3 separate regions of the Homo sapiens genome follow, and regions 2 and 3 are each linked to region 1. The links are chromatin loops, found by intact Hi-C in ENCODE. Cell type or tissue: PC-3. All regions are shown on one strand.

Evidence for each region. Peaks named below come from ENCODE experiments on the same cell type or tissue, not always from the same donor. Only the 100,000 strongest peaks of a DNase experiment are listed, where the experiment ranks them.
Region 2: a loop joins it to region 1, with 5 times the contacts of the local background. A loop is called at or near these places in 15 of 110 quality-filtered maps.
Region 3: it touches region 1 in a loop (10-fold over the local background); 20 of 110 quality-filtered maps call a loop at or near these places.

What each region holds. Positions count from the first base shown.
Region 1 is chr4:74,133,261-74,135,760 of GRCh38, reverse strand. All of the region lies in intron 1 of LOC105377277 (a long non-coding RNA gene), which reads left to right. It also overlaps a transcript of MTHFD2L not described here. Among named protein-coding and RNA genes, the nearest start is that of MTHFD2L, 24 kb to the left of the region's middle. In PC-3, CTCF peaks have their summits at 1,111 and 1,318 (motif pointing right); a DNase peak (open chromatin) is centred at 1,350; H3K27ac peaks cover 920 bases.
Region 2 is chr4:73,866,578-73,869,077 of GRCh38, reverse strand. No RefSeq gene overlaps it. Among named protein-coding and RNA genes, the nearest start is that of CXCL1, 1.6 kb to the left of the region's middle. In PC-3, a CTCF peak has its summit at 1,095; a DNase peak (open chromatin) is centred at 1,117; H3K4me3 peaks cover 455 bases; H3K27ac peaks cover 2,298 bases.
Region 3 is chr4:73,922,473-73,924,972 of GRCh38, reverse strand. No RefSeq gene overlaps it. Among named protein-coding and RNA genes, the nearest start is that of CXCL1, 54 kb to the right of the region's middle. In PC-3, a CTCF peak has its summit at 1,441 (motif pointing right); a DNase peak (open chromatin) is centred at 1,462; H3K27ac peaks cover 1,053 bases.

The sequences.
Region 1 (2,500 bases):
TTGCTGAAGATTTTTACATCTGTGTTCACTGGTGATATTGGCCTCTAGCTTCTTTAAAAAAAAAATGTGTCCTTGTCTGGTTTTGGTATCACAGTAACACTGGCCTTGTAGAATGAGTTTGAAAGTATTCCCTCTCTCCTCTTTAATCGTTTTGAAGTATTTGAATAGAATTGGTATTAGTTCTTTAAATGTTTGGTAGAACTTAGCAGTGAAGTTATCAGGCCGTGAGCTTTTCTTTGATGGGAGACTTTTTATTATGGCTTTGATTTCATAACTCATTATTGGCTTATTGAGGTTTTCTATTTGTTGATGGTTCAATATTGGTAGGTTGCATGTGTCCAGGAATTTATCCATTTCTTCTATATTTTCCAATTTGTTGGCATGTAATGGTTCCTAATTGTTTCTAATGATTCTTAGTATTTCTGAGGTCTCAGTTGTCATGTGTCCATTTTTGTTCCTACTTTTATTTATTTGGGTCTTCTCTCTTTTTTTCTTATTCTGGCTAAAGATGATTTGGAGCTCCTTTATATGCTGCTTGCTTCTTTTCTCTTGCTGCCATTACAGTTTTATCTTTATGCTTGATCTTTGACAGTTTGATTAGTAAATACCTTCATTAGTCTTATTTGACTAATGTGATGCTCTAAGGCCTTCCTGTACCTGAATATTTATATCTTTCTCATGTTTTGGAAAGTATTCTCTTATTATTTCTTTGAATAAGCTTTCTACCCTTGCTCCTGCTCTGCTCTCTCTTGAACATCAATAATTTTTAGATTTTGTCTTTGAGGTAATTTTCTATATCTTGTAAGTGGCCTTCTCTCATTTTCATTCTTTTTTTCTTTTCTCTCCTCTGTTTATTTTTTAACAGCCAGTCTTTGAGCTCATTGATTCTCTTCTCTGCTTGACCTATTCTGTGGTTGAGATCCCCTGAAGAGTTTCTTAGTTCAGCAAATGTAGTTCTTAGTTACAAGATTTCTGCTTATCATTATTTCAATTTCCTTGTTAAATTTCTCTGATAAATATCTGAGTTGCTTTTCTGTGTTATCTTAGAGATAACAAAGTTTCCTTAAAACAGCTGTTTTGAATTCTTGGTCAGAGAGTTCACAAATCGCCATCTCAGGAGGGTCAGTCGCTGGAACTTTGCTTTGTCTAGAAGGTTATGGTTCCATGTTTGCTGTTGTTTCTTGTGGGTATACATCTATGTATTTGTATTAATAATTATTTAGTCCAGCTTTATCTGTCTAGTTTGGTTTGGTTTTTATTGAATACAGTTGCTTATGAATCTTAACTGCCAGCTTGCTGCCTTGTTTTCGGCTCTAGATGGCGCCATAAGCCTATGTTTACCTTGACTTTTGCAAATGGCCATGGCACTGCCTGTCCCATAAGGAGGAGGACCAAAGGGATTACCCTAGCACTGTGGGAAGGCCGGCCACGGGTGTGTTCCCAGGGGACTTGTGGAACATACTTGCTACATGATTTCTACTGATTTGGCATCTCCTTTGGTCAAGTTACAAGGAGTTTTTACGGCTGAGGATGGTAGTCCTGGCTTCCCTATTTGTCTTTGCCAGCCTTCACAGACATTTCTCCCTCCAGGCAGTCACAGTGCTACCTGTGGTTTAAGGCAAAGGCAGGTCTCCTGGCAGGAAACCGAAGAAGATGGGAAAGCTGGTTGACAATCTCAATTTCACGTTTTTCAGTGCAGAAACCATGAGTTGAGGGCAGATTTTTCATACTGCTGATGCCTGGTGTAATGCAGGGAAGAGGCCTCATGGATGTAGAATCTGGTTCTCCTACCATCTGCTCAGAATGTTTCCACTTCTCTGTACCTACAGGAACTGTCTCATCCTCATACAGGATCTCTGGGTTGCTGCTGGTGAAGATCTTGCTGCTGTGTATTTCTTTTTGGTTTCTGGTGGAGGGGAGAGAAGCAAGCTTGCTTCTATGCTGCCATTTTGGGATTAGAAAACCGATATGTGAACTTTATAACTAAGAATTCAAAATAGCAATTTTAAGGAAACTCAGTGACCTACAAGATAACATAGAAAAACAATTCAGATACTTATCAGAGAAATTTAACAAGAAAATTGAAATAATAATTTAAAAATGAAACAGAAATCTTGGAACGGAGAACCACATTTGCTGAATTGAAACACTCTTTAGAGGATCTCAATAACAGAATGGGTTAGAGAAAAGAATCAGTGAGCTCAAAGACTGGCTATTAAGAAAATACAGTCCAAAGAAAGAAAAGAAAAAAACAATAAAAAGAAATGAAGGCCACCTTTAAAATATAGAAAATTACCTCAAAAGACCAAATCTAAAAATTATTGGTGTTTAAGGGGGAGCTGAGCAAGAGCAAGGGGAGAAAAGCTTATCCTAAGAAATAATAACAGAGCACTTTCCAAAACTCATGAAAGACAGAAATATCTAGATATAGAAAGGTCAGGGAACACCAAACAGATTCAACCCAAGTAACACTAACCAAGGCATATAATAATTGAACTTT
Region 2 (2,500 bases), 270 kb after region 1:
GCCTGGTGATCCCAGTGTGTGGGGCTGGGAACGGAGAAGGAGCTGGGGCGGATCCCTGAGAACCACCACAGAGAAGGCGCGACCTCTTTGGAGGAAGAGCGTTGTGTCTCGGATTTGTGGCTGGAGATTGAGAGAAATTAACAAGGTGCTGGGAGATAGGCTGGAGCTATATTATCCTCTCTGCCTCAGCCTTTCTTATTTTCAGTTTAGCCTATTTCACGTACATCTAACATCAGTGCTGTCTGTGAAAGTACAGTCCATTATGTCAGATTCCAGAGAAGAATGTTCTGCTTGTTCCTTGTGTTGCATATTCTCTAACCACACTTAGAATATCTTGTTTACGTTTTCCATTTGGTGGCAACAGATTATCAGTGTCAAAAGCTGAATCCAGTGTTAGCGTCAGTGGAAGCCAGGGCTGTATAACATGAACTCTTCTTTCATATCCTGCTTATCTTCCTTCTTCCCTGTAAAATGTTGGAACTTTCAAAATCCCCTGGAAATCTTTTCCCTGTAGGAGGGGTTCAGGTTTGATCTAGAAATACGGCACTGGTTGTCACTCCGGACCTCGGAGGGGCTGGGTCCAGCAGGCTCATGGGCTCACCATTCCTGGTTCTGTCTTTGGACTGCATAGCACATGACACCAGGGAGTGGGTACCTGGTGTGCAAGCACCCTTCCCACTGAAGCAGCAGACATGCATTCGGATGAAATAGGAACGCCGGATCCCACATAGAGTCACATTCCATTTACTATAGGACTTCCTGGTATTCAGTATTGGGCCCCCTTTCTAGAGAAACACACACATGTTGTTTTCTCTCAGGAATTTCAGTCATTTAACCTGGTAGCTTTATTACTTTTTTCTCCAGAAGTTCTAGAGAACTTATTTTTATTCATCATTAGGTTTTTAGAGGGTTTAAGTGTGATTCTCCAAGTGGGATTCAGAGCTCTCTGAGACATGGAGTAAGATGGGAGGAGGGGGAAAAAGCAGAGGCTTCTGCCCCAGGGGCAGATGTCTCCACAACAGAGTTCTACACAGCCCAGCTCAATAGGTAAGACCTGTGTTCCTAGCCAAGCAGAGAACACAGGCAAGGCTGCCACCTGCATTTAGTAGTGAAGCATCGCCTGCAGATTGTTTAGCCTCTCCGTTTCTACCCCAAGGTGGTTATGAGAAATGAGTCAACATTTGTAAGAGCCAGCATGGATTTAAGTGCCTTATAAATGTTTGTTAAATATTTGTTTAAAAAAAAAATGGAAATAGCGTTTTCCAACATTGCCTAAACAGAAACTCATCCTGATGTGAATTTATATATATATTTATATATTTATATATATATATATATATATATATATATATATATATATAATGGAAAGGTTCACTCCCCAGTGTTTTTTACATTTAAAATTTTCTATATCAGTTACTGCTACCCAACTACCCCTAATGTATACAACACCATATACAGCAGTATGAGTCTTGAATAAATCAAGGCAGGTCCTGGAAGACAGAATGTTCATATAAACACCAAAAGCTCAGTTTCCAAAATGCCCTTTCGGTTACTCAGGGGTACTGGTGCTCTCATTACAGTAATCTTAGTCAAGGGTAGAAAGGTGTGCTAGAATGTTGTTTCTTTAAAACAGACACTGTAGATAGTATATGTACTCCAGTCTTTTTCAATTATTTCTCTTTTCACATCTTCCTGATTACTTATATTTCTTAACAGGAAGAATAAATGAAAAAGCATTGACCCAATGGAGACCAAATACAGTGTCCCAAATATCTTCATCAGTTTCAAGCTGTAATCAATGCTGCAAACTTCTAAATCTAAATTTTTTAAAAAAGAAACTCAGCTGAGAATTTACAAAAATTGAAATAAAATTTTCTGTATCAGGCTTTCAGAAAGGAAGACAAATATGTACTCTACCACGAGGTACACTTAGATGAAATTTTATTTGTTACCGTTCAGACAGATCATTGGTTTATTTTGTAGTCCACCTTTCAATCACTTCATGTATATAAAAAGGGACTTTGAATGTAATAGTCTTCATCTTATTTATTGAAAAGATGTACTAAAGGAATGACTATTTTTTAAAAAAACTCTAGTATTTATCAATATGACTCTAAGGGAAAAATCAAGAAAATTAGAGGAAGGTTCAAATTAGTAGTAAGGAATAGGAAATGACATATAATCTAAAGTTTATTAAGTGTGTGACTAGCTCATGCATAATTGAAAGTTTGAGTGATTACACCTCTTATTATCACTCTTTTTCTGGGATTTGATGGGAAACTGAAATTTCCAGAAACATGGAAATGATTCTTTAAAACTTGAAAAATGTATTGTTTTGTTTTCTAATTGTAGTTGTAATATATGCTCATTTTATAAAGTTTATACAAACCAAAAAGGCAAGAAGAGATTTTTCTTCTCTAATGTCTCTTCACTTTGTCTATGAAACAAACATTCACAGGTCGCTGAAAATTTGCTTTTTTTTCTTCAACAAAGGAGCTAA
Region 3 (2,500 bases), 210 kb after region 1:
TAATATATATCTCCACATACTCAATTTTCAATAGCTACAGAGTATATTCTTTTCTTAAAAAAGCCCACTTTATTGAGGTGTAACTGATATACAAAAAGAAAAATAACAAACAGTTAAGGAGGAAATTTTTGGAAGTAATGGATAGGTTCATGGCAAAGATTATGGTGATAGTTTCAGAGAACATAGTATTTTCAAGAAGACATGGACCATTTATGAAAGCTGACCACATATTTAGATAGAAGGCAAGACTCAAAAATACTTTTCGATGTTTGTTGTGATACACACAATGATCTGTGATTATTGTGTGAATAAGTTAGGTATCAACCACAAAACTGTACTTTAGAAAAAAACTCAACAATACTGAAAGCAACATATATTTGGAAATTAATAAAATCACTTCTAAATAACTCAAAAATCAGAAAATCAGAAAATACATAAAAACTTATTAGAAAATATATAGAATCAACTGATAATTTTGCCGTATGTTGAACACATGAGACCTAGGTAATGTAGGGACATTTACAGCTTTAAAATGCTATGCTAGAAAATGAACTTAAAATATCTAAATTAAATAAAAAGACAAAGAGAAGGAACTAGATATAAGAGTAGAAATTTATGAAATTGGAAACACACATTCAATAGAAAGGATCACCAAAACCAAGAGTTGGTTGTTGAATAGATTTTGGTGTGATTGGTCAAGACTGCAGACATTACAAAGTTAACAAGAAGATGTTATCATTTGGTGGCGATTAATGTGAAAATAGGTAAAATGGACAAATTTGTAGAAACATATAACAGTAAATTAAAGAGGAAATATTATATTTAAATAAACCTGTAACCTTTAATAAAGTTGAATTAATACTTACAATATTTCCTACCCAAGAAATGCACAAAACCAGCCATTTTTAATAGGGAAGTCTACCAAATATTCAGGAAAAAAAATTCAAACTTACAGAAATTATTTCACAGTGTCAAAATTTAGATCCCTTTCTGACTTACTACATAAGGCTGACATATTCCTGATAATAAAACCTGACAAGAGCTATTTCTGAAAGGAATTTTTCAGGTGAATCACAATATGACTATAAATGTAAAAGTTCTTTAAAAATAAAGGATTAGAAAACTGAAAATTAGAAGTTTAAAAAATACATCAAGGGATACAAGATTGACTCAATATAGGAAAGTCAATCAATATAATTCACTAAGTTGAAATGTCAATGAAAAAATATAAGAACTCGTTAAATATTCAATATAATTATCAGGGTTTATTTTACTACATAGTATATATAATACTTCTCAATGGTAAAAATCAGCTATTACAATATGATGCCATTTTGCAAAAATATGTTTATTGAAAAGTAATATGATCTAGGAATGGAAGCCAAAATTCTAATTCTAGGATTTGATAAATAGGACTTTTCTAAGTCTGTCACAAGGTGGCCCCAAATCCATATTCTTCATGGCTCTGCATTTGTGGAAAATGAATCAAACAGCAAAAAGAAGGTAATACAGCAAAAATCTAAGGTAATAATAATCCAGTGTATACATAGCCCACTTAATAATCAATTGTCCACTTGGCTAAAAGAAGAGAGAAAAGCAATCTTATTACATTTGAAATGAGGAAGGAAGCTGATAAATGCATCAAGGCATTTTTCTTCAAGATTAGTCTCAACAAAAGTAATAAATAATCCTTTTGACATTCAGTATTTCGATGAGCACACAGGCTAGTAATATGCAGGCTTGGCTGAGAAAAATCTGTGATCTTTACCTTTTCCCTCTTTTCTATTAACAATTATTTAGTTTTTGACCTTGCCTGAGTACTTGTAAAACAGTTTCAGAACTGTCTTCTTTTTTCTGTTCTACTTGCCATACAAAGAAAAACTGTAGATTATAAATCATGTAAGATCCTGTCAGGAAAGCCTCTGATTAAAAGTCTTATACAAAATCATGACTAATTAATTCATTTCTTCTTCCTTCCTCTTATCTCAGAATCCTTGAAGTCTTAAGATGGCACCACAAAAATTTCTTTTCAGACAGTGAGAAATTCTTTCAAGGCTGGGTAACACAATGCTAGAAAAAATGCCTGGCTATTGACTGCAACTGATAGACAATATTTGAATAAATAGTAAAACAATTAGTACAGAAGATTGATATTTTAGTTTAACTTAATTGTGGTATAGCTTGGACAAGTCACTTCAAGATAATAATATTTTATTCTTGTGGTTTTTTGAGAATTAAGTGAGATAGCAGGTACGGTTCTGAATACTGTTCCTGGCACATGGAAGAAACTTAATGCTACTTTTGGCCATTGTCAATGCTTTCATTCAGAATACAATGGAATAATGAAAATAATTACTTGTCAATGGAAAGAGCTAAACATATCCCTGCTTATATTCTCAACTGATTCTGAATTGGGCTTCATATACCAGCTCTAAATGGTATCTTCCAAATCTGTTTGTTTTTGTGAAGGAAAGGGTAGTCAGAAGTGATAGACAGCCTG